4 separate regions of the Homo sapiens genome follow, and regions 2, 3 and 4 are each linked to region 1. Evidence: chromatin contacts called from ENCODE Hi-C or POLR2A ChIA-PET data. All regions are on one chromosome and are shown on one strand. The core of a region is the stretch at or near the end of the contact, and the rest is flanking DNA. Distances in the headings are between cores, read along the strand shown.

Region 1 (7,653 bases), core at 2,052-4,551:
ATGAAGAAATTTATTTAAAAACTACTCAACTACTCAAACCTTCTTTAAATAAAATTAATCAATATTAATCTTATCTCTGGCTTTGCAAAAACACAATATACATTTATAAGAACACTTCCTGGTACTTTTTATGTATACCTATCAGTTTGGAGACCATGTGTATGCCAAATCTTCTATAGCTTAACACAATTGGAATCAGGCAATGATTAGTTAAGGAGTTATTGAGTGCAAGATACTAACTAAGTTCTATGTGGACTATGGAGATAAATAGGACACGGTGCTGGCTCCATTTCCCTGAGCTTATGTTTTAGTGCCTTCAGTAAGGATTCACTTAGCCATAATGAACCACTTTCCTTTAAGGAAATCCTTCATAACTCTACACAAGGGAGAATATAAACATGCATATGGTATACTACCATACCCAGACTTACTTTTTCAAGATGAAATTTTCATGATGAAATAACAGGTATTTTTCTGAAAAGTGAGCCTGTCTAAAGTTATATATCTTCTTTTGGCCTTTCTGACATGCTGTTTCAGAATTTGAAAGTGTTCTTATGTTCTTGAATTGTATACTCCACTTAATCTAAATCACCAAATCAGACCATGCCATTTCCTTGATTAAAATTAAGGTCTTTACATTACATGCTAAAGTTCAAAGTCCTCTCTGTGACACATAAGGGCATTCATGACCTACTTCTCTAGCCTTACATCCCTCTACTTTTTAATCCTGTAATTCCAAGACCAATTCCCTGCAACTCGTTGTTCAATGCCTTTCTTCCTTTTCTTATGTTGTTTGTCTCCCCAGGATTAATTCCCCACCCTACACAGCCCTATCCGTTCATCAAGACTCAGCTCTGGTACCATCTTCTCTGTGAGGACTTACCAAATGCCACATACTCCCCTCCCTCCCAGAAAAGCAGTAAGTGTTCCCCTGCTCCTTCTCTGTATCCTCATAGCATCTTATGTTTACCACTCTATCATAACTGACACTACTGAAATCATCTCTTAAGGTTAAAAATAATTATTAGAGTTAATATTTACTGAACCCTTACTATATCTCTGGCACTGTTCGAAGCATCTTCCATTTATTAAGTTTCTTTGTTCCTTTATAACAGTTCTATAAGGCAGATTCTATTGTTATTCTTATTTAATACATGAAGACATGGAGCCACTAAGGGTTAACCTGTCCATGGTAACAAAACTGGTTAAGTGGCAGGGAGAGAATTCTAACCCAGGCAATCTACCTCCAGGGCCTGCACTGTTATCACATCAAAAGTCCTCAGGTAAAGTCTGTTTTCCCTAATGAATATATACGTTTTACAAGAAAAAGACTGCCTCATTTATCTCTGTAGTCCCAGTCCCTAGCACATGGAATAAGTTCAGTAAGTATTTATTGAACTGGTTTGACTCACTTAACAAATATTTACTTCAGATTTTACAAATAAGTTATTCAAGTATTTAAATACGAATTTATTCTAAAATGGAGATGGAGGATTTAAATTTACCTTTACATAATATACAAAAATACAAAGTTACAAAGTGTTAAAGACATTTTTCACCAAATCTCATAAAACTAATTCATTGTAATTGTGGACCTGACTACACATAAACTTGTAATTAAGTATTTTGAAACATACCTTGTTTCTGGGTTGTACCTTGCAGAAAAGCAAATATAGTAAATAGAAGTTGCCAACACTGAAGAGAAGATTAACAAATCTGAGCATCCCAATGGAGCAGACAACATGTTCAGACCATCCAAAGATCCAAATGGCAGGTTTGATCACTCCAATTGACACCAGGTACAAGCCAGGTAATGTAGTAATCATGGGATCCCACTTTAAAATGAAAGAAAATGAAGTAAAAGCAAGAGGTAATAGGAACAAGACAGGCACAAATATGTCAAGCCCAAGTCTCATCTCCAGCAACAATCAGAAATTTTGAGAAGTTATTCTATGACAAGATTAAGTAAGTCCTTGGCAGAACAGGATTCGTTTTTCTTATTTTTTGCCCCCGGACCAGCTTAGTGATGGTTCAGGTAGCAGCAACCAATAAACAACAACAACTTAAAATCTATTTCTATTTTCCAAGAAATGTTCTTTAAAAGCCTTTATTTTGATAAATAAACTGCAAATGTTCCAGTTTTTAAAAGCATGGAAACATTGTTTGGGACTCTTAAGTTTAGGAAAACATTTGGACCACAGGCTCCATGATGACAGCTAACATAAACTGAGACAGAAATTGTTGCCAAACCCTCTGTATTAACGTTACAATATGCCCTATAGTAAAGATTATTGTCATTTTGCAGATGAGTAACCTGAATTTCTGAAACTCAGAACATCTCCAAGATCACAAAACTAGTAAATCACAGCACCAAGATTTAAGATCAGATCTTTCTCTAAAACAGACTTTATATTTCTAGCCAGTACCCTATATTGTGTCACCAGAGAAGCAGGGGATGCTTATTTTGATATTTATATGTACATACTTGCACAGTCAAATATATACTCAAAAATGATGTGACTTGACTGGTTGCCAGTTTATCCAGTTAACAGTTCACTAAAAATACCCAGGGAAGGAATTTGTGATTATAAATTGTCACTTTTTGGTAGCTGAAGATCCCTCCAGTCCACCCTATCCCACCCCTAAAATGCACAGTGAGGTGCTTGACAGGTGAGCTAAAGGAAAGTTTTCTGGTATTTCCAAGGAGCACCCGAATGCCTTTAATCCTAAAACAAGGAAAGACAAAGTGGGATCGATATCGTCAGCTGCCAAGAGGAGGGCTCAGTTCCCCGTTGAGTATTCTCCCAGATCACTCCTTCCTGGAGGACAGATCTGCTGTTTATTCATTCATTTAATAAATATTTCACAGATCTCAGAGACAGGAACAAAAGACTATACCCAGTTTCTTTCATGTTCTGAGGCTTGAGGGGGTGGAACAGGACGAGTGAAGTCTAAGGATGGGAGGACGTGGGGACGCTGGGACCTCTCAGGCCTCTCCTGGGGTGGGGACAGGTTGGGGACCCCACCTGGGAAAGGGAGAAATGGCCCTCACAGTAGCGCTGCGCCTGAGGCAGGTGGAAGATCTCGTCCATGTAGGGCTCTCGCAACGCCCGGCTGAAGGCGGAGAAGAGGAGGCAGGATACTAAAAAGGTACAGCTCAAGGCGGCCGAGAAATAGTAACCTTCCAGCTGCGCCATTCCAGCTCCCACAGCCACTGCCCAAGAACCTACTCCTGGAAAATTCTGAGCCTGGAAACCCGAGCTGGAAACTTGGGCTCGAAATGGGCGCGCTAGGCGGGACTAGCCAGACGGGGCCACATACCGGAAGGCAAAGGATGCTGGGAGAGCGCGGATCCGGAAAGATCGGGTCGCTGTTTCCCGGAGTGACGGGTTTAGATAACGGACCGGATGATTACCCTCTCAATCGCATTGCCCGGGGCGCACAAAGTGTCAAAACTTCCGGAAGGGGCGGGTCTCGGATTTCGCCAGCGCGGGAGGTGCGTGGCTTGCTGCTTAGAAAAAAAAAAAAAAAAAAAAAAAAAAAAAAGCCGCTTCTTAGCTTGGATCTTTTTTCCTGCTCACTTCCATCACTTACCAGAAGGTGGCGACGTTTCCCCACGTTTCCAATTCCAAGCCCTAAAATGGACACATTTTTTCCCCCGTTATTTCTGTTATTTCTCTCCAGTGATCCGAATTAATTAAACCCTCAATTCCAAGACATTTCATTCCATCAACTTTGGAGTGTAGGAAGGGTGCGTTGGTTGTGATAGCAAAGACTGAGAGTTTTAGATGAAAACTTGAAGAACCAGAGACCCGTCAATGCCGAATGAACTTCAGTGAGAGGAGTGTTTGTTCGTTTGTTTGTTTAGGTTAAAAGAGAACTCTTTCAAAATGTGGATGCTCTCAGAGGATTTAGTTAAATTGACATTCCTAGTGCACTTTCATAGTCATATTACCCTGTAGGATTTGGAAAATACATATATATTTTAGAATTCGGGATGTTTTAGGTGTGCCTGTAAATTTGGTTGTTAATATCTGTAAGGCAGCCTTCTGTTTTTCCTACTAAATCATAAGCGTGAACATCTTAGTGGGTGGCATTATACATCCTTTATGTTTGTAGTCCCCAAAATGGCTTTCACACAGTAGGCACTTAAATTTGTGGACTTTTATAGGCTGTGTAGACATCATCAAATTCCTGTATTCTGGGATTAGGTGCTGGGGGCAGGAGATGAGGTAAATAATTTGAAGAATGCCGAAGATAAATTATGTGTTGTAATTTTGTCTTGAGCATGGTTGGCCATGTTTTGTAGAAAAACTATTTCTCAGGTAACCTCAATCAGGTTGCCTTTGGCAGGAATATATCAGAATTTAGGCGGGATTTAAGGTTGCAAACCTCAGAGTTCTCAATTGAGCTCTTTTTCTGGGTTAAAACTAATTCAGTATTTCTAAACTTAAGAAAGTTTCTTAAATTAAGCTGACTGCCTTTCCATTCTGTCTCTGCCTGTTTCCTCAATGATAAGAGGAAGTAGTGGTGAATGAGGGCTGGGATGGGAACATTTACATTACTGGAATAAAGTCATGTGAGGATCCTACTCTGATGTGATGCTTAGCTTTGTTTTAACCATTATCTCCCATTTTATTGTTGAGTCCATGCTGTACTTATCTGTTTAAGTCACTTGTAACACATCTCCAGATGATTCAGTCTTCAAGAGGTTGATGTGATCTACAAGTAATTAGCTCCTGACCTGTTGACCTGCTAAATCGTGTTATATATACTCTGCAGCTTACTGACCCACCCTAGAAATAGTGGGTCGTTTTTAAAGGGAGTAGAACAAGACTAGACATTTATGCTCTCCATTTTTCTTCATAACAATTGCCACCAATAGTTTATGTTAAACATTTGACTCCTATACATGCTGCACACATCCCTTTACATAAAATGGAAAGTTTCAAGGAAATATGGGGTTCTAGAATGGGTAGGGATCTTTATTAATAATCTACTTGACTTCATGTTATAAAAGAAGTTGGTTTTAAAAAAATGAATGATTTACCTAAAATTACATAAAAAATTAGTGTCAGAACCAAGTGTAGGAATTAGAAAATCAGACCAAGAGTAATAAAATAACTTCATAGCCTTATAGGTTAAAATAATCTACAATGTATACTGAACTGAATGTTTCACTAGTCCCAATAACTTTACATTTACATTCCACTCTCCTCTGTTTCCATACACCAAGTTGAAATACAAGTTTCATCTTTTAAAAAAATGTTCATGTTACAGACTAATTACATCAAAATCTGCTGGGGGAACATTGTGAAAAACTAGATTGTAGAGAGCCATCTCAAATCACTGAATAATAATCTTCATATTTGGAAACGATTGATGTAAAACATATTACCTGAGAATGCTAAGAAGCTCCATGGGCCCAGTAGAGTTCTTTGTAGAGTACTTCACTCGTTTGTTAGTTATTTTTACTATCTGCAAATCGATGAAGCTGTTGTCACTTTTCTACTCTTAGATTACAACATCTTTGATAATCTTGAAATGCTTTCCAAAGCTCTGCTCCTAAATCAAGACCTATTAAAATAGCTACCTCTGGGGTTTTAATGAAATAGATTACATATTATTAGACCTATCATTTAAAACTAGATCAGCATTAATTTCAACTTACATTTTCCATTCAGAATTCCAACTGCCATTTTCCATAGATGTTTGTGAAAAAGAGTCATTAGGATGAGCAATCCCATTGTCATTGCACATCAACTATTTATTTGTGCTACTTGAATTATGATAAGTAAGTTATGGCAGAAAAATGGGCAATTTCTGTTGGGGTTCTAAGGATAGGTTGTTTTAGCAAGAAATAAATCTTTTTTGTTTATAAGCCATTAAGATTTTGACTTTATTTCTCCTGTATAACCTAGCTTACTTTGATCAATTAAGACATTCCTAATTTGATGAACTCGCATAACATTGCATATACTTAACTGTTTGAAACAGCCATATCTGAACAGTGAATTTCCCCAAAGGCTGTAACTGTAATAACTTTGAAGTATTAGTCCAAGAAACACCCTGCCTCTTATTGCACCCCTTTTCACTTGTTGCTGAATGAAAACATTGGCCACTTGCTAATCAGAGTGACGGTTTACTCCTTTCTAGGTGACAATTCGTTCTAGCTACAGCAGAGTACTGCACCCTGGGCCAAAAATCACAGATGATAAGCTCTAAAATGCAACTATACCCTTGAGGTCAATCTTAACATATCAATTTAAAATCTATATTTTAAAATTAATGAATCAATTAAAAAAAACACACACATTTTAGTACAAAAGCATTAGCAAGTATTTTAGCTCTACTGAAAATGTCTTGAAGACATTGTATAGGGGACTGGTTAAACCTAAGTAACACACACACGGAGAGACCCTTCTAAAAAACAATAATATTTATTTGGGATTGAGCATTACAGTTAGAATACAATGAACATAGGGAGGTAAAAGAAGACAAGGGATTTTAAAAGAAAAATGAAGAGGGTTACATAAATTGCTTTGAGACAATTATCCTTGGTTACAAGGACTGGTAGAAAGGGTGGCACCAGTTTGAGGTTGGACAGGCAGTTGCTGGGCAAATGTCCTCACAGAAGTAATTTTTTGTGAGATTGTGGTGGCCTTTGTGCAAAGTTGTGGTTTGTGCAGTCTTTTGTCGTAGTTCCTGTTGTCAGGCATACACGCATATAAACCCTCCCTTTCTGGTCTTCCTTAGCTCCATTTTTCAGGGTTTTTATGCAAGTGGCCCCATTTTGATTCTGATAACTTTCATAGAACAAATCTTTCTGGTTTGTGGCAGACTTTCCAGTTTTACCCTTGAAAGTCTCAGGCCAGGTAAATTCTGTAGTATCAGACAAAGAGAATGGTTGGTGATATGGTTTGGCTATGTCCCCACCCAAAATCTCACCTTGAATTATAATCCCCATAATCTCCATGATCCCCATGTGTCAACAGAGAGACCAGATGGAGGTAATTGAATCCTTGGGGCAGTTTCCCCGGTGCTGTTGTCATGATACTGAGTGCGTTCTCATCTGATGGTATTGTAAGTGTTTGATAGTTCCTCCTGCATTCATTCTCCTTCCTGCCATCTTGTAAAGAAGGTGCCTTGCTTCCCCTTCGCCTTCCGCCATGATTGTAAGTTTCCTAGGCCTCCCCAGCCATGCTGAACTGTGAGTCAGTTAAACCTCTTTCCTTTATAAATTACCCAGTCTTCAGCAGTTCTTTATAGCAGTGTGAAAAAGGACTAATACACTTGGTCATTTAGAAAGATATACCATACAACCCAAAGCAAAACTTCCTAAATATTTTTTTATAACAGTGGTTCCTAAAGTACCACAGCATTAGTATCACCTGGGAACCTGTTAGAAGTGCAAATAATCAAGTCTTGCCTTAGACCTACCGGAAAACAAATCTGATAGCAGAGGGAGCCAAGTAATACGTGTTTTAACATTCATTTTGTAATCAATTATGATTCCCTTAGATTACCAAGTGGACCTGATGGACCTGAAAGTTTGAGAATACTGCTGTCCTCTACATTTCCCTTGCTTTTCTGATCACTCATGCTGCTTTGTCCCCTGGCTTCTCTGATTCTTCATCTCCAGGCTTCACCCTA
Region 2 (7,653 bases), core at 2,734-5,233, 2.9 Mb after region 1:
CTCTGTCGCCCAGGCTGGAGTGCAGTGGCGCAATCTCGGCTCACTGCACGCTCCGCCTCCCGGGTTCACACCATTCTCCTGCCTCAGCCTCCCGAGTAGCTGGGACTACAGGTGCCCGCCACCACGCCCAGCTAATTTTTTTTTTTGGTAGAGACGGGGTTTCACCGTGTTAGCCAGGATGGTCTCGATCTCCTGACCTCGTGATCCGCCCGCCTTGGCCTCCCGAAGTGCTGGGATTACAGGCGTGAGCCACCGCACCCGGCCTACACGTCCTTATCTTACAAGTATCTTTAGTTTGCTTCTTAGTTCATCCTGGCCTCCATTTCCAGCACCGAACAGAGCCACCACCTACTAACTTTTCTGGCCTCTAGACCTATGAGCTTTCTGTTTGGTTCCAGACAGGAGAGCTCTCTTCACAGCCACGGGGCTCTGGCTGGAACAGCTTCCCAGTACTGAGACCAGGCATTTCTCTTTCCTTGCTAGGCTAAGGTCTAAGAAAAACTCTGCTCCACGTTGACGTCATCTTTTTTTTTCTCCTCTCCTGAACCTAATTATCTCTGAGACAGTGATTCAAGGAAGAAAGGAGAAGTAAACGCTATCTGGAGGCCTGACTCTTCCATCCTGGTTCCCACACCTCTCTCTTTGGAACTCACTTCTCCAAGCTCTTTGCCAGGTCTGTCTCTTCTAAGCACAAATGTTAGTAAGTCCCAAACCCATTTTACTAATATTAGTAGATCGAGAGCCCATCTTTATAACTTTGGCCTCAATAAGACTAGTGATAGTGTCACTCTATTTACGAGGGGAAAGGTAGTTGCCACGATGCTCTTCGGTTTAGGGGCAATTAAAATGACTACAGATTGGTGGCAGTTTATGGATTTGCACAAGAAGAGAGAACTCACAGAACTAGCATTATTTTACCCTCTGTCTTCACAGAGGTATATTTGGCTGTTTTGTTAGACATTCTGGGGACAAGAAAAAATGAAAAAAGAAAAACATGACTACAGAGGTAGAGGAATTATTACAAGAAGGGTAATCAAAAAACATGATTTACAATTCAATCCTGAGAGAGGGGTATGTACTGAAAAAGCTTTAACACATGAAGGAAAGGGGAAGAAAGGTACCTAACAAATTTTTGAGTACCTCCTATGTGTTAAACACTCTACAGTGGTCTTTTGCTTTTATTATCTCATTTAATCTGTACAACACTATAAGGATACAGCTACTGGATACTGATGCTTACAGAAATTAAATAATTGCTCAAAGTCACAGCTAAAAAGTGGAAAACCAGGGATTCGAATCCAGGTCCAAATGACTCTGCTTTAGTGAAGCTCATCCGGTTGCAAGAGATATCCAGCATAAGTGAAGGGAGGTTCACTGAAGGGAGGTTCACAAACTGAGAGTAAGAATTGAAACTATCTGGGAAAGCCAAAAACAGAGGCAGACTACAAGCTGCAAGGCAGCTCGGACTTCAAGACAGCTCCAGGAACGTCACCAGCAAACACACACCCACGGGGTTCACTCTCCTGCTCAGCCAGGTGCCGGATACAGCCACAATCTCACTCCCTCAGCGCACTCGGTTTCTGCTTATCCCAAACTTTCGCTTACACGTGGCCTCATCAGCCCCTGGACCTTTCAGCTTCAGCTCCCACTGCCAAGTAAAAAGTCTTCATGTCTCCTCGTTCTGAATCCCAAGACAAAAAGCTGACCAGCAGCTCCTCTCAAGACAGAGCACTGGTCAGCCTGAGACTGGTCAGGCTCCCAGCCTCATCTACTCAGCTCGGGCCTTGCACTTGCTGCTCCCCTTGGCCTGGAGAAGGAGTCCTCCTCAATATCCAGGCTTTGGCTCACCTCCTCAGAGAAGCCTCTCCGGCTGTCTGGCCGCTGGACAGTGGTCAAACACCACCCCCACTCCTCACCCCCTAGCTTGCTCTAAGTCACTTTTAAAAAATCACATTACTCTGTATTTAATTTATTCATAGCTCTTAGCACCATCTGAACCTATTTATTCTTCCTCACTGGAATATACGTTCCATAAATAGAGGAACCTTGTCTGTCTTGCTCTTCTCTGGCTCCAGGACTCAGAACTAGGTGCTTCGACACCTCATAGGCATTCAACAAAAATCTGATGAACGAATGAGTAGCCAGCCAGACATCGGGGCTGTAAGTGAAGGTTTCTCTTCCGAGGCTGGGTAACGGAGGTCCCATGACTTGAATACCTATTAGTTAAATGGCCAGTTCTTTAATGGTTTCAAACCGTTTTCAGATAACCCCACAAAAACCCTGTGTGGTATTTTTATAAGCTCTATTTTATAGAGAAAGAAACTGAGACTCAGTAAACTTATATGACTTGCCCAAGGTCACTCAGCAAGTGCTTGAACTCAGGATTTGAACCACATCTGCCAGACCCCCAAGCCACCTGAAACTTTCTATCTCCTCACTTTTCCTCCCACCAGGATAAGTGGGATAAAAAAGACAGACTTGGTTACCAAACTCTAGAATGACAACACTAAACAATACAGAAGAAACGTAAGTATTATTTCACTTCCCCATCAGTGGTAATTATGGATCTCATTATTCCAGAAGCAGCACAGGCTAAATCATAGAGGTTTAGATAAATCTGAGTATAACGGATTCACTAAGCCCTATTAAAAACATTTGCAGTGACTTGTTCAGCCCTCTTCAGGTTGGCTGTGTGGAGGACAACCATCACCTCCCAGTGCCAAGGCACACACCAGGACAGCAAAGCTCACGCTCATAAAACGAGGTTAGAGTTGTGAAAGCACTTCAGGAACATATTAGTTCTTAACGTGTTCATTTTCTTCAGTCCCCAATTATCACTCATTACTGAGTACAGACTATTGTTGTGGGCTCAGTTGTGTCCTCCCCACATTGATCTTGGACATCCCAAGCCTCTGGGACTGTGAGAAAACACATTTCTGTGTCTAAGCCACCCAGTTTATGGTATTTTGTCATGGCAGCCGGGGCTGACCAAGACAACTATGTGGCAGGTACTATCTACCGTATGGCCCTAAAATGTTTTAACTTCACACACCTGGAAAGCACCACAGCCCCAAGAAAAAAGCTTTTCCGCACTGCTGTTAAGCCAGGGCCACACACTGCAGTACTGCGGTGCTCCACCAGCTGGAGGATGGCCTGGCCCATAATACCCGCATTCCCACCTTGCTCTGGCCCTGTGTCCCCTCCAACGTGCATCCTGAGCTCGCACCCTGTGTGGAACCCAAACAGCTGCTTATCAGCATTTAAGTCCATTTTTATGACACTTCCGTCAACAATCTGGTCAAGTGCACTCATTCCTGGCCTCCGTACTGTACCCTGCTCCGCCTCGATTCCCGCCCTGGGGGAAGCTAGACTCATGCAGCTAACTTTATCGGCTCTGGGCTCTGATTGCCAAGTTTAGGATCCCAGCTGTATCCTTGCTAAAGTTAGCATCGCTGGGGCTCAGTTTCCGTAAGAGACAGGTGGGTTACAAGCGCTCACTCACTGTTGCAGTGTCTTATCTACGTAAGATAATCCATGAAAAGCTCAACACAGCTGGGCCAAATCTAAGACCCAGACACGCGGCTGCTGTTAATGCCCACTTCTGCGCACCGCCCAGTTCCACCGCAGGCACAACCTTCCTAGGCCTACCCGTCCCCACACAGGGGTTCCCGCTTGTCAATCACGCTGGCCCGGCCCTCCACTTCCGGAATGTTTTCCCGCTCCGGACGGGCCACCCACCTTTGCAAATAGGGGTCCGGCGCCGGAACAGACGCCCAGTTTGCGATTTCACCAGTCTGCCCTTCCTCGTCCCGCTGCTCCTCGTCCTAAGGAGCTCTGCTGCCACACAGCACTGCGCTCACCTTCTTCGCCGGCAGAATTGCTACGCTGAAAGCCAGGCCCCGGGAATCAGGGCAAACGCCACTGAGTTAGAAACTGGCGGGTCCCCTCAGTGAAAGGCAGCCGGAACAACCCCCGCCGCTGCGCATGCGCACTCCGGGACGCGCGCGAACACGCAGCAGCGAGAATCTACAGGGGCGTGGTTTGCGCACGCGGGAACTGGGATCTCAACCCCAGGGCTAGGTGCCTCCTCCCGCTGCTTTCCGCCAGCTGCGGGGTGTGAGATTAATCCCCGCCGATTAGCGCCAGGTGTACTAAGCGCTGGATGGTTCCCTGACCAGATGAAACATCAGCCGATGTTCTAATGCCGGTCCCCTGGGCGCTGTCCCCGAGAGGGAAAACCTGTTTTCTGACCCCGGCTCTAGTCGGCCTCTGGAGGTCTGCAGCTGGGTTATTTTACCTTTGAAACGGACGACACCTGCCCCGTGCACCCCAGCGGCTCCTCCACACGGAGAGATGGTGTCAGTCAAAGGCCGTCTAGATGACGAGTTTATGAAATTGTTCCTGGCCCGTGCCGGGCACGACCTTGCAGAGAGCCCAGAAGATGAAACCCCAGCCCTGCCAGGAGCTCACCTGCTAATTAGGAGGACAACGAATCACCTCACCTCCCTAGACTTTGCTTCTCCTTTATTCAGTGAGGGATTGGACTAGCTGGTCCTTGAGGACTTTTCAGAAAGTCTGGTTCTGGGAGATGACCAATGGGATCATCTTATGCTATGAGCTTTCCTGGAATGACAGGTAATTGGTGCGCCTTCCCAGCAGGGTCAGGGAGAGTTGCTGGGACTTGAAGGAAAGGCTTTTGGGGAGAGGAGCCAGTGTTACAAACTATCGAAAAGCTTGGAGGTGGGAAATTTACAAAAGGTGATTCCAGGGTCAGCTTTTTTGTCACCTGCTTCCGACTTCGGCAGTTTGGAGAGGGCGAGTAAGTAATACCCTTCAGGGTCTTGGGATGTGGCCCAGCAAAATCCTTAGAGGGACTTTGAAGTCTTAGTTTTAAGTTTAGAATTAATGGGCAGAGTACTTAAATAGCCATTTCTCCAAAGATGTATACAAATGGCCCACAGGCCCATAAAAATGTTGCATTCCACCCTATAACATGTTTTTGCATAAAAAAGTTTTAAAATAACTGTTGTCTGGTAAATTGACACCTCTGGAATAGAATGTATGCTAGGTTTTTTACCCTACTGCTTCAAACCCCATCCTACACACACACTCCTAGGGTGTGCATCATCCAGTTTAAGAAGCACCCTTGGAGAAACAAAGTTGATAGTGTGTCCAGAATTGATGGGTTCTTGGTCTCACTAACGCAAGACTGAAGCTGCAGACCCTCGCGGTGTTAGTTTTTAAAGGCGGTGTGTCTGGAGTTTGTTCCCTCAGATGTTCCGATGGGTTTGGAGTTTTTTCCTTCTGGTGGGTTTGTGGTCTTGCTGGCTCAGGAGTGAAGCTGCAGACCTTCGCCTGAGTGTTACAGCTTTTAAGACGGCATGTACTGGAGTTGCTAGTTCACCCCGGTGGGTTCGTGTATCTCACTAGCTTCAGGAGTGAAGCTGCAGACATTTGCAGTGAGTGTTACAGCTCATAAAGGCAGTGCAGACCTAAAAAACAAAAAGAACAAAGCTTCCATACTGTGGTAAGAAAATCCTAGTGAGTTACTGCTGCTGTCTTAGGGCAGCCTGTGTTTATTCTCTTCTCTGGCCCCACCCACATCCTGCTGATTGGTCCATTTTAGAGAGAGCTGATTGGTCTGTTTTACAGAGAGCTGATTGAGCCGTTTTGACAGGGTGCTGATTGGTGCGTTTATAATCCCTGAGCTAGACACAAAAGTTCTCCAGGTCACCACTAGATTAGCGAGATACACAGTGTCGATTGGTGTATTTACAAACCGTGAGCTAGACACAGAGTGCTGATTGGTGCATTTACAAACTTTGAGCTAGATACAGAGTGCCGATTGGTGCATTCACAATCCCTTAGCTAGACAAAGGTTCTCCAAGTCCCCACCAGATTAACTAGATACACAGTGCCGATTGGTTCATTCACAAACCCTGAGCTAGACACAGGGTGCTGATTGGTGTGTTTGCAAACCTTGAGCTAGATACAGAGTGCCCATTGGTGTATTTACAATCCCTTAGCTAGACATAAAGGTTCTCCAAGTCCCCACTAGACTTAGGAACTCAGCTGGCTTCACCAAGTGGATGCGGCAGCGGGCAGCAGGTGGAGCTGCCTGCCAATCCCGCGCTGTGCACCGGCACTCCTCAGCCCTTTGGGGGTTGATGGGACTGGGCACCGCGGATTAGGGGGCGGCGCTCGTCGGGGAGGCTCCGGCCGCGTAGGAGCCCATGGCTGGGGCGCCGGCAGGCGGCTCAGTCATGGCGGGCTGCTCAGTCATGGTGGGCTGCAGGTCCCGAGCCCTGCCCCGCGGGGAGGCAGCTAAGGCCCGGCGAGAAATGGAGCACGGCAGCTGCTGGCCCAGGTACTAAACCCCTCACTGCCCGGGGCTGGCGGGCCGGCTGCTCCGATTGCGGGGCCCGCCGAGCCCACGCCCACCGGGAACTCGCGCTGGCCCGCAAGCGCCGAGCGCAGCCCCGGTTCCCGCCTGCGCCTCTCCCTCCACACCTCCCTGCAAGCTGAGGGAGCTGGCTCCGGCCTTGGCCAGCCCAGAAAGGGGCTCCTACAGTGCAGCTGCGGGCTGAGGGGCTCCTCAAGCGCGGCCAGAGTGGGTGCCAAGGCCGAGGAGGCGCCAAGAGCGAGCCAGGGCTGCGAGGGCTGCCAGCAGGCTGTCACCTCTCAATAGGACGTGAAGGTCGGTCGGGGTCTGGTTGTAGAAGGCTTTAAACAACAAGCTAATAAATTTATACTTCACACTGTAGACAAGTTGCAAGTCACTGAAACATTTTTAAACAGAGGAGTGGATTTGCAAATGCAGTGTCTTGGAAATATTAAGCTGGAAGCAGTGTGAAGGATGGTTTGGTGGGGAGAGACCAGAAGCAAGCAGCCAAGTTGGGTTGTGCAGTAAACCAGGCAGTGCAGTAGAGGCTTGGACCTCAAGAGTGACAATAGACATGGAGAGGACAAAGGCCGTACCCACCAGGCTGTAAATCTGCATTGTGTCCCTCCATCCTCCCCTCGCTTCTGCCCTGGAGGCTTATATTTAGAGAGCTGTACTCCTAACGTGAGGCCCTGGGCTTTGTCTCAAAGGTAAAGGCAAAAGTTCCTTATGTGGACTACCTCTGCATTTGTTATTAAACAGCCTTAGATGATGCCATTAATTGAATGAACTCAGAGGCCTTCTTGATAAACTCTCAAAACTCAGGGCTTAGGAAGAAAAGTGCTTGTACTAATGTAGAAATATTTTCTATAACCGGACAGTGAGAGCTGTAGAAACCCATTATGCATTCTTCTTTGCCTTCACTGCTAGTGATCTCAGGGCTAAATATTGCACATTGTTTTAGTTTTCTTTGGCAAGCATTTTTTAATTTTGTTGTTGTTGTTCTCATTCCTTCTTGCTAATTTTAAGTGCATGTTCTAATAAAGTCTGACTGCCTGGTGGGCAGATCACGAGGTCTGGAGATCGAGACCATCCTGGCTAACATGGTGAAACCCCGTCTCTACTAAAAATACAAAAAAAAAAAAAATTAGCCGGGCGTGGTGGTGGGCGCCTGTAGTCCCAGCTACTTGGGAGGCTGAGGCAGGAGAATGGCGTGAACCTGGGAGGCGGAGCTTGCAGTGAGCCGAGATCACGGCACTGCACTCCAGCCT
Region 3 (7,653 bases), core at 3,402-5,901, 2.3 Mb after region 1:
CCCAGGAAGTGACTCAGCACAAGAAGACAGCTTCAACTCCCTATGATTTCATTTCCGTCCTGACCAATCAGCACTCCCGGGTCACTGGCTTCCCCCAACCCACCAATTTATCCTTAAAGATTCTGCTCCTGGCTGGGCGTGGTGACTCGCACCTGTAATCCCAGCACTTTTGGAGGTTGAGGTGGGTGGATCACCCGAGGTCAGGAGTTCGAGACCAGCCTGACCAACATAGTGAAACCCCGTCTCTATTAAAAATACAAAATTAGCCGGGCGTGGTGGCACATGCCTGTAATCTCAGCTACTTGGTAGGCTGAGGCAGGAGAATCACTTGAACCCAGGAGGCAGAGGTTGCAGTGAGCCAAGACAGCGCCACTGCACTCCAGCCTGGGTGACAGAGCAAGACTCTGAAAAAAAAACACAAACAAAAAAAAACTCTGCTCCCCAAATGCTTGGGGAGACTGATTTGAGTAATAATAAAACTGTCTCCCGCACAGCTGGCTCTGTGTGAATTACTCTTTCTCTATTGTAATTCCCCCGTCTTGATGAATCAGTTCTTTCTAGGCAGGGGGCAAGGTGAACCCCTTAGGCGGTTACAAATTCAAAGGCCACAGTTCCTTTCAGGTGGCTTCACCTGTGGTCACTCTGGCAAGGTTTTGGTTTTGCCCTCCAGGACCAGAAGAGGTAAGGTCTTCCTGCTATTGTAGCGCTATGGTATTGAACTACCTTTACCCTTGCTCTGCCCTAACTCTGTCCACACCTTTGGGAACAGCTCCTTTATTAACATCTCCTTGCTTCTCCTGTTTGAACTTGCCCAACTCTTAACCTGCTTGGATCCTGAGTCATCCATTGTATGACTCAGACTCCTGAGAATTTGAAAGTCACAGATCTCTAACCTAGAAACAAAGCAAGTGTTTCTAGCCAATGGGAAATTTCAACAATGTATAACAATCCATGAGCATGGGCACTGTTATTTCCAATTTGGAGTGTGATATTATAAAACAAGCTATGAAAAGAAACTAAATAAAAAGACGTGTTATTTTCTCAAAGGACACTTGGAGAGTTAAGAGCAATCCTATTTGAAAATAACCTACACATGGTAGGATAATAAAGTAGGGGCTCACTTGGCTTAGCTCCGTTCTGTTCTTGTGAAAGCACACATTCATATAAATAAGATATACTTGTTTTATATATATTTATTGTATTTTAAAACATGGGTCCACATACAGCTCATATATTACATTATGAATTAACAGCATGATTTAAGAAAAGTAATTTTGTTAATTATTTTTATAAAACAAACCCAGAGGCCGGGTACGGTGGCTCACGCCTGTAATCCCAGCACTTTGGGAGGTCGAGGTAGGTGGATCACAAGGTCAGGAGTTCGACACCAGCCTAGCCAATATGGTGAAACCTCGTCTCTACTAAAAATACAAAAAAAAAAAAATTAGCCTGGCATGGTGGCACATGCCTGTAATCCCAGCTACTTGGGAGGCTGAGGCGGGAGAATTGCTTGAATCCGAGAGGCAGAGGTTGCAGTGAGCCGAGATTGCGCCACTGCACTCCAGCCTGGAGTAAAGTAAAACAAACCCACAGCAACAATCTATGATAACGTTTACTTTGTATGGTAGCTATGGTAGGAAGTGGAGGAGATTCTGAGCTAGAGGAAACTATATTAAAGTGGGCACAGCAAACAGAGAGGAGAAAAGGAAAATATCTTGCCCTTAGCCTAACCCTGCCTACAAATCACTTACCATACACTAGAAAAGACTTTCATTCCCAATAACTTTGCATTCAAAGATAAACCATGAATAGCGGGAACCTCCTAAAAGCCTTGACTAACGGGAAATCCTAAAAGCTTTGCCTCCAGAGATAAGCCACAAAAACAAGAACATCCTGTTTTCCTTACCACAAAACAGGAACATCTTGTTCTTATCCAATTGGAATGAACTGCCATATCTGAGCTATAAATATCTGCCATTTCATCTGAGCTATAAATTCCTCTATTCTATTTAGCGAGCCACTCTCTGAAAGTCTGATTTTCTTGAACTGCAAGTAAAAATGTCTCTCTGTGCTCATATTTGTCTTTGATTTTTATTTTGACATAGGGTTCCTGAACTGATTTTTGGGGGGGGGAATCCTGAAGTTGGACGCACCCAGGGCTGGCTTCATGGGTGGGCAAAATGTGCAGTCACACGGGCCCCACTCTGGGTTTAGTGCTCTGCTATCACCATCTTAAAATTCGTAATTTCTTTGTTTTTTTTGAGGTAGAGTCTCACTCTTGTTGCCCAGGCTGGAGTACAGTGGTGTGATCTCGGCTCAGTGCAACCTCCGCCTCCTGGGTTCAAGCAATTCTCCTGCCTCAGCCTCCTGAGTAGCTGGGATTACAGGCACCTGCCACCACGCCCAGCTAATTTTTTTGTACTTTTAGTAGAGTTTCTCCATATTGCCCAGGCTGGTCTCGAACTCCTAACCTCAGCTGATCCGCCCACCTTGGCCTCCCAAAGTGCTGGGATTACAGGCGTGAGGCATGTGCATTTTAGCTTTCTAGATCAGGTGAGGGCACATGGACAAATGGCTCAAGGGTCAAATCCAGTCCACTGTCTGTTTTTGTATAGCTTGCAACTTAAGGATGGCTTTTACATTTTTCAGTGGCTGAAAAAGATCAAAAGATGAGTATTTCATGACAGTTGAAAATTACATAAAATTCAAACTTCAGTGTTTAGGATAAGGTTTTATTGGAACAGAGACCCACCCATTCATACTGTCTATGGCTAATTTTAAGATACAAGTTGAATAGCTGTGACCAAGCCAGCATGACCCACAAAACCTAAAATATTTCTTGTTTGGCTCTGGGAAGCTAAAAGACAACAAAGAAAGAATTCTCCAAAGATACTGAGTTTCTTTGGGAGTGAACAAAAAGAATTATAATCCAAGATGTACAGCTATGGCAAGCCACGGGTCTGGAGAAGGGAAGAATAGGGGGAAGATTTTACTGGTAAAGGAGGGAAGTTCACATAAACTCTTGGAAACTAAGTTGATTGGTTCCCAAGGCTCAAATCAAGAATTGGAGTCCGTTCATTGGTGGAGGTCCTGCTGCTGGGCCAAACGTCCTTTCGACAGTATCTTATCTGAACTGCTGCAGTTTTAAAGAATATTTAGCAATAAATCTTGTCATAGAAATGTGCGCATATTTGCAAAACAAGCAAGTTGTGCAAAACATTAAATGCATGAAAGATGTGAAGAAATTGTGGGTTTTTTGGTTTATTTTTTAAAGTCCTTGAGGCAGTTCGTTCTTTCTTTTTTTTTTTTTTTGAGACGGAGTCTTGCTCTGTCGCCCAGGCTGGAGTGCAGTGGCACGATCTCGGCTCACTATAACCTCCTCCGAGTTCAAGCGATTCTCCTGCCTCAGCCTCCTCAGTAGCTGGGATTACAGGCGCCCGCCACCACACCCAGTTTTTTTTTTTTTTTTTTGTATTTTTAGTAGAGACGGGAATTTCACCACGTTGGCCAGGCTGGTCTCAAACTCCTGACCTCGTGATCCGCCCGCCTCGGCCTCCCAAAGTACTAGGATTACAGGTGTGAGCCACCGCGTCTGGCCTTGAGACAGTTCTTATCTCAGACATACAAGCATGAGTTTCCTTCCTTTCTGGTCTCTAGGCTCCAATTTGTCTGGGTCTGACAATAGTTACTTCTCCTGGAATCTGCAACTTTCAGAGCACTTTATGGAAAAAGTCGGCCAACCCCTGCCCTACACTCACTCTTGATCACTCTCCAGTGTAGCCATCCCAAACTATTTGCAGACCACCCTTTTCTCTCTGATCTGTATCCCACCCCCATGGGTGCTTCCATAGAACTAACCCCATCTAAGCATTTAACAGTTATTCTAATTGCCCTTTTACTTGTCTGACCCAAGTGTTCGCCACTCAATCCTCAGCACCCAGCACGATCCCTAGCCCTCGTTCAGCGCTTAATAAATCCATGTTGATTCAATGTGTAGCATCCTGAACAGGCAACAGCAGTGGGTTCCAACTTTCAAGGAGCTTAAAAAAGGAACTCAGCATACAAACAACAGACTAATCTACAAGGAAGAATGAGGGGGGTGGAGGGAGCACTAAAAAGCAGCAAGTACTCTGCAGCAGAACCAAAGATAAAATTCCACCTAAAGGTGCCCTTTCTTCAGGATCCTTCCTAATTTGAATACAGGTTCCCTTCTCCTCCATGACGAAATTCTTAGTGAGGTTACTTGTTGGTACGCAGTGTCCTCATCTGTAAAATAAGGCTAAATAATTACGATTTCACCGGATTATAATGAATATGGTTAAGTATTGAACTAAGGCCTAGAAAGCACGTAGCTCAGTGCACGCTTCCTAGAAAGTGCTCAGTAAACTCGGATCCTCTAACACGCTCCGTTTGATGTTAATGGAGTCCGTATCCGAGCGGGTCTCCAGTGTGCATCGCCAAGGGTATGGCCCAGCATCCAACGCATCCTTTTAGTAAGAGTAGCGACTTCTCAGCGCTCCCTTCGCCCCAGGAGAGTTCTCGGCTCGCGGCGTCGCGGCGGGGCTGCGCGCTGGGCTGAACTCCCAAGAAACCTCCTGCAGCTGAACCGGAGCAGACGCCCGCCAGGTGAAAGAACTACAACTCCCGTCACGTTGCATCCGAGTTTAGGGCCTCTTTATAGTTTATCACACCCAGCCTCTTCCGCGCAGCCCTCAGTGGCTCCGCCCCAAAGGGGGCTCTCTTCTTTCCTTGTGGAGTCCGAAGCGTGGCCACGCCCCGGTCACCGGAAAAATCCGTGTGACGTCACAAAAACCTACGCGTCGCGCGGTGGGCGGGAGTTGGCGGACGGTCCCTGGCTGGGTTCTGGAGGCCCTGGGACCGCGGAAGAGGCTTCAGACGCTGCAGCGATGCCTCGCCCACGGCGGGTCAGTCAGCTCCTGGATCTGTGAGTCTACCCTGTCCCGCCTCCCTTCGCGCCGCCCCAGCACCTCCTCCAAACGGCCAGGCCCTGCGCTGCTCTTCCTCCCCGCCCCTTTCCCACCCCCCCCGCCGACCTCTGAAGAGGCCCCGCGTGTGTTTCTGTCCCTGGGTTCCTGATCTGTCGTTTCCTGGCTGAGGACAGTTGTGCAAAGTGGGTCTCTTGGCGGGCTTGCCCCTCCAACACTCCGCTGCGCGATGAGCGTCCATTCCTCCGTCAGCCTTGACAGCTCGGCGCCCCGGCTGTTACTGGCAGTGGCCTCTCTCTTAGCAGCTAAAAGCCTTGGTAGAAAAAAACACAACGCTAGATGAGGTTCTCAAAAGCTTCTAGCAGAATTCCACCCCTGTAACTGGAATAAACATTGACAGACCCTGGGATAAAGGTAACAAAGTGGTTAAGACCACGGATCCCTGGCTGAGATTGCTGGGTTCAGCCCCCGGCTCTGCCATTCACCAGCCACGTGACCATGGACCGGTAACGTAACCTCTCCCTGTGCCTAGGTTCTTTATCTATAAAATTTTTGTGATAATAGCACCCATCACATGGAGTTGTCCTGAGGGATAAATTTAAAACATGTAAAACCCTTATAAGGATGCCCAGCAAATAATAAACACCACTAAGTGTTATTGTTATTATTATTTCCTACCAGAAATTGTACGGAAATGGAAGTTACAAGGGCAATTGCGTCTCTCCAGGAGCTTTCAGTCCGTTAATATTGCCATGTAAAAAATAGACATCTTAAGGATAAGGAGAACAATCTCCTTAATCTACTGAAGGCTTTCTGAAACAATGGCATCTGATATTTTACATTAAACTTGGGAGGCCGAGGTGGGAGAACTGCTTGAGCTCAGGAGTTCGAGACCAGCCTGGGCAACGTGGCGAAACCCCGCCTCTACTAAAGATACAAAAATTATCTGGGCACGGTGGTTCACGCCTGTAATCCCAGCACTTTGGGAGGCCGAGGCACTTGAGATCAGGAGAGTTGGAGACCAGCCTAGCCAGCACGGCAAAACCGCGGCATGTACTAAAAATACAAAAATTAGCCAGGAGTAGTAGTGGCGCCGGTAGTCCCAGCTACTCTGGAGGCTGAGGCAGGAGAATCGCCTCAACCCAGGAGGCAGAGGTTGCAGTGAGCTGAGATCGCGCCACTGCACGCCTAGGCTGCTAGGCGACAGAGCGAGACTGTCTCAAAAAAATAAAATAAATAACTATAATATATGTAGAATAATATCACAAGCGGGAGAGTAACAAACTTTTGAAATTTCTAATAAGGAAAAGAATAGGAGAAAGCTTTGTCAAGGGGGTTATTTTTGAACATTGGTAGTATCTGACGGTTGCAAATGGGAGGAAATGTATCGTAGAGAGTGAAATAAAAAGAGTAAAGGTTTGACAGGCAGGAAAGGTAGAAATATGAGAGAAGACCAGAAAGTAGCGCTCCAATGTGAATGGAAGATACAATATGAATAGCACAGTAGTGAGACATAAAGCCAGGTCATTGGGAATAGAATCTTAGGGACCAGGATGAAGTAAGAGCATTTCCTCTTTCAGTCATGGGGAGCTATCAAAGGTTTTAGAACTGTACTGTGAGCAGAGAGAGATTTGAATTAGGCAGAAGTTGGAAATAGGGAGACACTTAGAAGACTGTTACAAAATCTTAAGAGGTGAAGAGCCCAAACCAGGAGACACATGAAGATGTTCTTTGCAGAATTATTTCTGGTGGCATGGAGCTGGAATGGGAGAGTTACCATGGAATATTATGCAGCTGTTAGAAAAGCAAAGGGTAGGCCAGGCATGGTGGCTCACACCTGTAATCCCAACATTTTGGGACCCTGAGGAGGGTGGATTGCTTGAGGCCAGGAGTTGGAGACCAGTCTAGGCAACATGGCAAAACCATGTCTCTACCAAAAATAAAAAGTTAGCCAATCTCATAACCTGGTCTCAAAATAAATAAATAAATAGATAAATAAATGAAAGAAAAGCAAAGAGTAGATTCATTTGGATAGAATTTTAAAACACAGTGCTTAGTGAAAAAAAGAGGAAACAGACTAACAATGTTAAGAAAAATTCTTCAGAACTTGGGGCTAAGACAGGGATGACTACATGATCTTCATTGTCATGCTAGAGTGTGGTCCCTAGGTAAAGGTCCATATTTGCCCTTAGAACCTAATTTTGTACCCTTCTGGGACAAGGTACAGTCTGAGACTGGCAGTTGGTCAGCAAGCTATTTCTGGTTTGTAACAAAGTAAGAAGCTTGAGCCAGACTAGTAATTAAGTGTGTCACTAAGCACATTATTTAGTCCAGCTGATGAGGCTTTCTCCATGAAGGAAACAGGGCTTGGTTTATGTTCTTGCATAAACTCCTTATCTCCTCACTGACCAGCACTTTAACACTGCTTTAGAGAATCCTTTGGATCTGGGACATGAATAGTTTTGAATAGAGGGACCGAGGAAAGAGAAGAATTAGAAATTACTCTTTTAGTTGGGGGCCGTGGCTCACGCCTGTAACCCCAGCACTTTGGAAGGCTGAGGCAGGTGGATCACCTGAGGTGGGGAGTTCGAGACTAGTCTGACCAACATGGAGAAACCCTGTCTCTACTAAAAATACAAAATTAGCCGGCCGTGGTGGTGCATGCCTGTAATCCCAGCTCCTTGGGAGGCTGAGGTGGGAGAATCGC
Region 4 (7,653 bases), core at 3,238-5,737, 2.1 Mb after region 1:
ATACAACGGAATATCTGGTAATAAAAACGAATGAAGTAACATACATGTGTTAACATAAATGAGCCTTGAAAACATGCTGGATGAAAAATATTATGACTTCAATTATATGAAGTGTTCAGAATATGCAAACCTACAGAAGTAGATTAATGGTTACCTAGGGAAAGGTGCGTTGGAGAAAATGGGGAGTTACCACTATTGAGTATGGAGATATTTTGGGGGTAATAAAATATTCTTAAATTGACGTGGTGATGGGTGCACAACTCTGAATATACTAAAAACCACTGAAACTGTACACTGGGTGTAAATGAGTGAATAAATGGCTTATGAATTTTATCTCTAACTATAGTTACAAAAGGCATGCTCTGAACAACTTGAAGCTGCTTGCATCTGGAGATGTCAGGGCTGCCCAGTGGAGGGATGGTCTGCCTGAAAACCAAAGCAGAGGACAGCAGAGCTCAAAGATACAGTGTCCCAAATCTTTAAAACTCTCTTTTGGATTTAGATCCTGGATCCATCAAAACCCAAAGGTTGTGCTCCATGAACTTTTTTTTTTTTTTTTGAGACAGTCTCGCTCTGTCGTCCAGGCTGGAGTGCAGTGGTGTGATCTCAGCTCACTGCAACCTCCCCTCCTGGGTTCAAGCAATTCTCCTATCTCAGCCTCCTGAGTTAGCTGGGACTACAGGCGCATGCCACCACACCTGGCTAATTTTGGGGTTTCACCTGTTAGCCAGGGTGGTCTCGATTTCCTGACCTCATGATCCACCTGCCTTGGCCTCCCAAAGTGCTGGGATTACAGGCGTGAGCCACTGCGACCAGCCCATGGACTTTATTTTCTAAGACAGAGTCTCACTCTGTCACCCGAGCTAGGGTACAGTGGCGCGATCTCAGCTCACTGCAACCTCTGCCTCCCGGATAGCCGGGATTTCAGGCATGTGCCACCACGCCTGGCTAATTTTTTGTACTTTTAGTAGAGATGGAGCTTCACCATGTTGGCCAGGCTGGTCTCCAACTCCTGACCTCAGGTGATCTGCCCACCTTGGCCTCCCAAAGTGCTGGGATTACAGGCATGAGCCACCGCACCCGACCCTGATCCATGAACTTTAAAAGTATGTCATCTAATGAATTCTCCTTTGGGGCTTGAAAAATAATAATCACCTTATGGTTTCTGTTTCTTAAAACTTCACTGGACAATACAATTTCTTTTAATACACTTTGTCATTTTAATCACCTTATTTACAAATGAAACCTTGTAATTTGATACATCAAGAGAATCTTAAGTTACTGTCATTAAATCTTTGCGATCATGAAAACCAGGAGCATAAAATGTATAGTTCCAATCTCACTTGAGATTATTTACCTCAACAGCCTCCAACTTTGCTCTTCACTTACAAGTACACTTAAGGTATTAGGAATAGTGTAAGTATTGCATAGTTGCCACCCAACAAAGCATTTAGAATTCCTCAAGGTCCAAGATTCTTTCTTCACAATCTTCTTCCAAAGTGAATGTTTAACTTGCGTATCTATAGCCAGGGTTAGTCAACTGTTATCCTGGACTTATCTCAAAATGAATACACTCCCTGTCTGTTTTACATAATAGAGTGTGCCTCTAATGGGGGAGGGAGGGAGGCCTGATTAGATTCTTGAAATTCACCTTCACAAATGCTTTTTTTTTTTTTTTTTTAAAAAGACAGAATCTTGCTCTGTTACCCAGGCTGCAGTACGATGGGGTGACTTCAGGTCACTGCAACCTCCACCTCCTGGGTTCAGCCACTTGAGTAGCTAGGATTACAGGCATGTGCCACCACGCCCGACTAATTTTTGTTATTATTAGTAAAGATGGGGTTTTGCCATGTTGGCCAACTTGAGGCCAGGGCTGGTCTCGAACTCCTGGCCTCAAGTGATCTGCCTGCCCCAGCCTCTTAAAGTGCTGGCATTATAGGCGTGAGCCACCACACCTGGCCTACAAATACGTTTTAAGCAACATTAAATCAATTCCCTAAGCATTTGAGCTCCAATTATATCCAAGACACTGATAATCTAGGAGGGAAGAGAGATTCCTGTACAATCACAGAGATAATGTAGAACAACAAAGCTTTGGGGCAAGTTTGTCCTGCCTAGGAATTTGGAGGCATTTTTTATTCCAAACAAGCCTGCAGGTAAATCCAGATGTGGACCAGTAGTGACAGGTACTTCCTAACAAAACAAGACCTACAAAAAAGAGAATCTAAGAGGATCTACAGTGATGGGTTTAATCAATAAAAAGCTCATAAATTTAGAGCTTAAATGAACCAGCTGAATTTCTGCTAAGGCAGCATTACATGTCCCAGGCCACAAAATCTATTTCCTCTAACATGACAATAGCTAACATTTATTGGGCACTTGCCATGCATCAGGAGCTGTTTAACTGTGATATGCATGAAACTCATGTAACTCTACCATAACAATCCTATGACATTAGTGCTTGTCCCCATTTTATAGATGAGAGAACAGGCAGAGGTTTATTTTCCAGGGTTGGCTGAGTGCTACAGCCAAGATCTGAACCAAAGCAGTGTGGTTACAGGGACCATGGTCTTAATCATTAGGTGAGACTTCCTAACACACTTTGTGGTTACAGATGAAAGCCCTGGACATGATCACTTTGGCTGCACGGGAAGCATCCTCCCAGAGTGGTGCTCTGCGCCACATTCCCCTATGTGCCACCAACAGTAATAAAATATAATAAAAACAATCAAATAAACACAGCACAGACAGAAGCAGACCTCTGCCCAGGTAACTTCCACCACAATTCCCTTACCAAAGACCTCTTTCCTTATTTTGCTAAGATTAACAACTGATTTTTCAGTACTATGCCAACAACATTTCTTCTCAAGCTTTGCTGTCAATTCCATTGTGACCCACAGTTTAATTTAAAACCGATGTTGATTCACTGAGCTAGTAATTTTATTCGGTAATAGGTGAATTACTCCATAGTTGAGTGTGAATAACCGCCTGGTTAAATCAGGGCGGGTTTCTTAGAGGTGATACACTTACCGTTGAGCACAACTTTACTCTTTAATTATCGTGTACATTCCCATTTCCCTCCAAACACGTCAGTCCCTCTCCACACAGTGTTTACTTCTTTGGTCCTAGGGACAGCAAGAAACATTTTATAATAAAAGAGCACATGCTAATGTGTTTACTAGATATGACACTGCTGTGCAAAACTGTTTTCTTTTATGGCTGCACTGAAAGCATGCTAAGTTTACTGAATTCTTATTAAGTGTCCTAAGTAACAGAAATAGAAACTAGGTCTGGCCTGAAAATACCATTCACTTAAGTTAGAATTTATGTGCGCTCCTCTAGGTCCGCTATTGTAGTATCACTGCAAAACAATAATACTTTATCTCTGCACTTGTCTTTATTGGATTAATATTAAACAGAAAAAAATCCGACTGCACAGGGGAAAAAACCTAAAACCTTAACATGCATGCACATTAACAGTGACTGAAACATGATTAAAGCTAACACATTTAGCAGAAAAATGCAATCCCCAAACAAGCTCTGCGGCCCGCCTACTGAAATGCACCCGCCCGCCACTAAATGAAAATGCGCCTCAAGCTCATACACATCCTTATGTTAAGACAGTATGCACTCGATGTACTACAAATAAATTGTTTTCACGGAAATGATTCCCCGAAAGTTTGCTGCTGAACTCAGGACCCTAAGGACGTTTGCTTAGGGAATCCGTGTCCCTCGAGAACACCTAAGATGGGTATGCGTTTGTGCATTTAAAAATGCCTCAAGGAACTATTGCTGAGGAACAGAAACCATCGCCGGCGCAGAAGCGTTCGCGGACCACTTGGAGATAGATGCCAGTACAGCAATTCTGTTCCAGGAGGCTTCGGCTTAAGAGGGCCGGGGAGGAGGAGAACCCTCGGGAAATAGCAAAAAAAAAAAAAGATTTTTCTTTTTCACTCCAGCGACAGGAAAGCCTTAAAAACATAAGCAGCTCTCATACCCACCCGCCTCACCAGCCGCGCCTCGCAGTTCGACAAAATGCGTCCTAGCCTTCGCCACTCGCGACCTCTACCGCGCAGAGCCAGGCAATGAGGGAAAACAGCCAGCGAGGCCCGCCCTCCGGTGCAAGGCTCGGCATCCGCGGAGGCCCAGGGCCGGCCCCGGTGCGGCGGGCAGAAGCAAGCGCGGCGGCCCGGCCCAGCTCCGGTGGGCGGACGGCGGGACGCGCGAGCCGGCGGGGCCCGAGGCCCGGGTTCCGGGGCCGCCCGCGACTGCGTCTTTGCCGCAGAACAAAAGCGCTCTGCGCCGCGCGCAGGCCCGGACCGCGAGTGCCTCTGGCTCCCGGCTCCCGGCCCCCGCCCCGCCCGGACCCCGGAAGGCGGAGGGACCTCGGGGTGCTCGTCTCACACTTACCGACAAAGGGAAGAGGACCACCCCGGCAAGCGGGGAGAAAACCGGCGGCCTCCCGGGCCCCAGAGTTTAAGTCAAGTGGGGTCCGCCTCCAGGGGCGGGTCGAGGAGCCAGGCCCAGGATCCAGGAACAGCTACGCTCCGCCTCACGCCCGAGGCGGTGGCTGCGAGGGCCGCGCCGCCGCGGTCCTAGTGCCACCAGAGAAGCCGCGGACCCGGCCCGCAGATAACACCCGGGCTTGCAGAGCGCTTTCATCTGCCCGACGCGGAAATCTCCTGCAGCGATCTTCTACCTTCAGCGTGCATCCGCAGCACCCAGAGGGCACGTTAAAGAGAGATTGAGAACCACCAGCAAAACTGCTGATTCAGTAGGTTTGGGGTGGGGCTGAAAAATGTGCATTTCTAACAAGTTCCTGAGACCGACTGTTGCTGCTGGCCTCAGGACCAATTTTTTCTATAAAGCGCATGGAAGTCAGAGTGCACCCAAGAGATTGTTAACCCTTAAAAAACAGAAAAAAAAAAAAGAAATCAACAAGTTAGAGGCAAATAAGTGTGAAAGAAAGTGGATAGTCTATTTGGGGATTCTGAAAGTCCCTGAGGAAAGTTGACTTTGGAGACCAGATCACGAAGCACGACCTCTTAATTGCCGACCTTTTGTTATAGATTAACTCCCTTATTTTCTTGTTCCCAGCTCAGACCAGATGGCATCTGAGATAAAATACGCATTGAATAAGATAAATGACCGCTTGACTATTACATCCTTAATGTGGAATGTTAAATAGACCCTTCCCAAAAAGAAACACTGCCTTGAACCAATCAAATTGCTATGCGTTAACCTTCTATGGAAAATGTTGACATCCTGTTAAGCTTCCCAGACCCTGCCTGTGTAAACGACCCTCAAACTTCTCCCTTTCGAAGCACTGACCCCCATCTTTTGGAGTCTGTGTCCTACCGGGTCGCCATCCTCAAACTTTGCACTCAAATAAACCAATATTTAATCATATTGCCCGAATCTCATTATTAAGGTTTACGTAAGCGTTTACTTAGTAATGAAGGTTGCAACCAGGATGGCAAATCAGAGATTGTGCCACTGGAGAGGGGCAAGGGAGCTTATGTTTATAGGAATTTATTTGTTACATAAATTGTCAGATTAGTTCATTGGTGAATTAAACGAAGAAGTCTTTAGTCATTACTAGAAGAGTGCGTTTGCGTCTGTCAGAAACAAAACAAAAAAACTACATACAGAATATTCTTTCTTTTTTGGGGGGGGGACGGAGTCACGCTCTGTCGCCCAGGCTGGAGTGCAGTGGCACGATCTCGGCTCACTGCAAGCTCCGCCTCCCAGGTTCACGCCATTCTGCTGCCTCAGCCTCCCAAGTAGCTGGGACTACAGGCGCCCGCCACCATGCCCGGCTAATTTTTTGTATTTTAGTAGAGACGGGGTTTCACCATGTTAGCCAGGATGGTCTCGATCTCCTGACCTCTTGATCCGCCCGCCTTAGCCTCCCAAAGTGCTGGGATTACAGGCATGAGCCACCGCGCCCGGCCAGAATATTCTTAAAGATTGGGGGTGGCCAGGTGTGGTGGCTCAGGCCTGTAACCCCAGCACTTTGTGTCACGCGCATCCGTGTGAAGAGACCACCAAACAAGCTTTGCGTGAGCAACAAGACTGTTTATTTCACCTGGGTGCAGGCGGGCTGAGTCCGAAAAGAGAGTCAGCAAAGGGTGGTGGGATTATCTTTAATTCTTATAGGTTTTGGGAGAGGCTCCGCGGAACAATGTTTTGCGGGCAGGGGGTGGATCTCACAAAGTACATTCTCAAGGGTGGGGAGAATTACAAAGAACCTTCTTAAGGGTGGGGGAGATTACAAAGAACCTTCTTAAGGGTGGGGAGAATTACAAAGAACCTTCTTAAGGGTGGGGGAGATTACAAAATACATTGATCTGTTAGGATGGGGCAGAAACAAATCACAATGGTGGAATGTCATCAGTTAAGGCTATTTTCGCTTCTTTTGTGGATCTTCAGTTGCTTCAGGCCATCTGGATGTATACGTGCAGGTCACAGGGGATATGATGGCTTAGCTTGGGCTCAGAGGCCTGACAGTTTGGGAGGCTGAGGTGGGTGAATCACTTGAAATCAGGAGTTTGAGACCAACGTGACCAACATGGTGAAACCCTGTTTCTACTAAAAATATAAAAATTAGCCAGGCGTGGTTGTGGGCACCTGTAATTCTCAGCTACTCGGGAGGCTGAGGCGGGAGAATTGCTTAAACCCAGGAAGCAGAGGTTGCAGTGAGCCGAGATCACGCCACTGCACTCCAGCGTGGGCCACAGAAAGAGTCTGTCTCATGAAACAAAACAAACAAAAAAAGATTGGGGATCAGGCGTGGTGGCTTATGCTTGTAATCCCAGCACTTTGGGGAGGATCACTTGAGGCCAGGAGTTTGAGAGAGCAGCCTTGCCAACATGGTGAACCCAATCTCTACAAAAAATATACAAAAAACAAAAAAAATTAGCCAGGAGTGGTGGCATGCGCCTGTAGTCCCAGCTACTTGGGAGGCTGAGATGGGGGGATCACTTGAGCTTGGGAGGCAGAGGTTGCAGTGAGCCAAGATTGAGCCACTGAACTCCGGCCTGGGTGACAGAGTAAGAGCCTGTCTCGGAAAATAATAATAATAATAATAATAATATTGAGACCAGCTTTCTTGGGTTGTGTGTTGTTGCAAAAACGGTTGTGTTAGATATGAATTCTAAATTTCTCTTCAAAGAATCAATATGTCAGTATGGTCAATCTTTGCCTTTTACTTTTAAACTTAACTTCCTCGTAAAGCAACCTTTTTCCATCACCTGCTCCACCCTGACTCATTTCAATCACCTGCTCCACCCTGACTCATTCCGATTTCCTGCCCCGCCTTAACCATTTTTCCTGCCAAACCGCTCACCCCATCACTCTCTTTAAATTAGCCAATCAGAATTAGTTTAGCCTGTGCGGTCTAACCCTAGCCAACAGGGGAACGACACAGCAGCAGAGGCCACGTGCATCAGGAATAAGAACCCCTTCCCCTCCCTTGCCCAGGTGTGAGCTCACCATTGCTCCATCTGTGAGGGCGCACCCGTCTATAGAAGTACATTGCCGCCGGGCGCAGTGGCTCACGCCTGTAATCCCAGTACTTTGGGAGGCCGAGGCAGGCGGATCATGAGGTCAGGAGATCAAGACCATCATGGCTAACACTAAAAAATACAAAAA

Evidence for each region. A loop is a pair of places that touch in the nucleus more often than their neighbours do. ChIA-PET counts read pairs that join two places held with the same protein, here RNA polymerase II (POLR2A). Pooled maps may share reads with other maps.
Region 2: a map of B cell shows a loop between it and region 1 (21-fold over the local background). The contact joins the promoter of DDX11-AS1 here to the promoter of ALG10 in region 1. A Hi-C loop is called at or near these places in 3 of 168 maps with a recorded cell type or tissue (B cell, CD4-positive, alpha-beta T cell and naive thymus-derived CD4-positive, alpha-beta T cell), 1 of 37 single-sample maps with no recorded cell type and 14 of 50 pooled maps.
Region 3: a loop to region 1 is called in a map of CD8-positive, alpha-beta T cell, with 19 times the contacts of the local background. The contact joins the promoter of AMN1-AS1 here to the promoter of ALG10 in region 1. A Hi-C loop is called at or near these places in 3 of 168 maps with a recorded cell type or tissue (CD8-positive, alpha-beta T cell, naive thymus-derived CD4-positive, alpha-beta T cell and sigmoid colon) and 14 of 50 pooled maps. POLR2A ChIA-PET finds 5 or more read pairs at or near these places in 3 of 52 experiments (T-cell and activated T-cell).
Region 4: a loop to region 1 is called in a map of CD4-positive, alpha-beta T cell, with 8 times the contacts of the local background. The contact joins the promoter of RESF1 here to the promoter of ALG10 in region 1. A Hi-C loop is called at or near these places in 2 of 168 maps with a recorded cell type or tissue (CD4-positive, alpha-beta T cell and CD8-positive, alpha-beta T cell) and 15 of 50 pooled maps. POLR2A ChIA-PET finds 5 or more read pairs at or near these places in 1 of 52 experiments (activated CD4-positive, alpha-beta T cell).

Annotation. Positions count from the first base shown.
Region 1 is chr12:34,018,144-34,025,796 of GRCh38, reverse strand. ALG10 (ALG10 alpha-1,2-glucosyltransferase) reads right to left here and starts at 3,301. Exons shown (of 3, transcript NM_032834.4): 1 at 3,027-3,301; 2 at 1,638-1,835. The coding sequence starts at 3,197. RefSeq lists silencers at 3,295-3,481, 3,395-3,544.
Region 2 is chr12:31,070,177-31,077,829 of GRCh38, reverse strand. It overlaps DDX11-AS1 (DDX11 antisense RNA 1), which reads left to right and starts at 3,983. Exons shown (of 3, transcript NR_038927.2): 1 at 3,983-4,635. DDX11 (DEAD/H-box helicase 11) reads right to left here and starts at 3,970. Exons shown (of 27, transcript NM_030653.4): 1 at 3,739-3,970. RefSeq lists enhancers at 2,726-3,255, 3,116-3,275, 3,806-3,915, 3,788-4,319.
Region 3 is chr12:31,726,263-31,733,915 of GRCh38, reverse strand. It overlaps AMN1-AS1 (AMN1 antisense RNA 1), which reads right to left and starts at 4,651. Exons shown (of 1, transcript NR_198987.1): 1 at 2,712-4,651. AMN1 (antagonist of mitotic exit network 1 homolog) reads left to right here and starts at 4,895. Exons shown (of 7, transcript NM_001113402.2): 1 at 4,895-4,945. The coding sequence starts at 4,908. LOC105369722 (a long non-coding RNA gene) reads right to left here. Exons shown (of 3, transcript XR_931497.3): 3 at 5,026-5,259. RefSeq lists enhancers at 1-696, 4,387-4,586, 3,982-4,614, 4,627-4,976, a cis regulatory region at 730-957 and a silencer at 5,027-5,106.
Region 4 is chr12:31,956,249-31,963,901 of GRCh38, reverse strand. RESF1 (retroelement silencing factor 1) reads right to left here and starts at 4,487. Exons shown (of 6, transcript NM_018169.4): 1 at 4,411-4,487; 2 at 3,031-3,125. It overlaps LOC105369725 (a long non-coding RNA gene), which reads left to right and starts at 4,598. Exons shown (of 2, transcript XR_931503.2): 1 at 4,598-4,774; 2 at 5,098-5,409. RefSeq lists enhancers at 347-847, 5,569-6,362, 6,366-6,865 and silencers at 1,774-1,833, 4,177-4,516.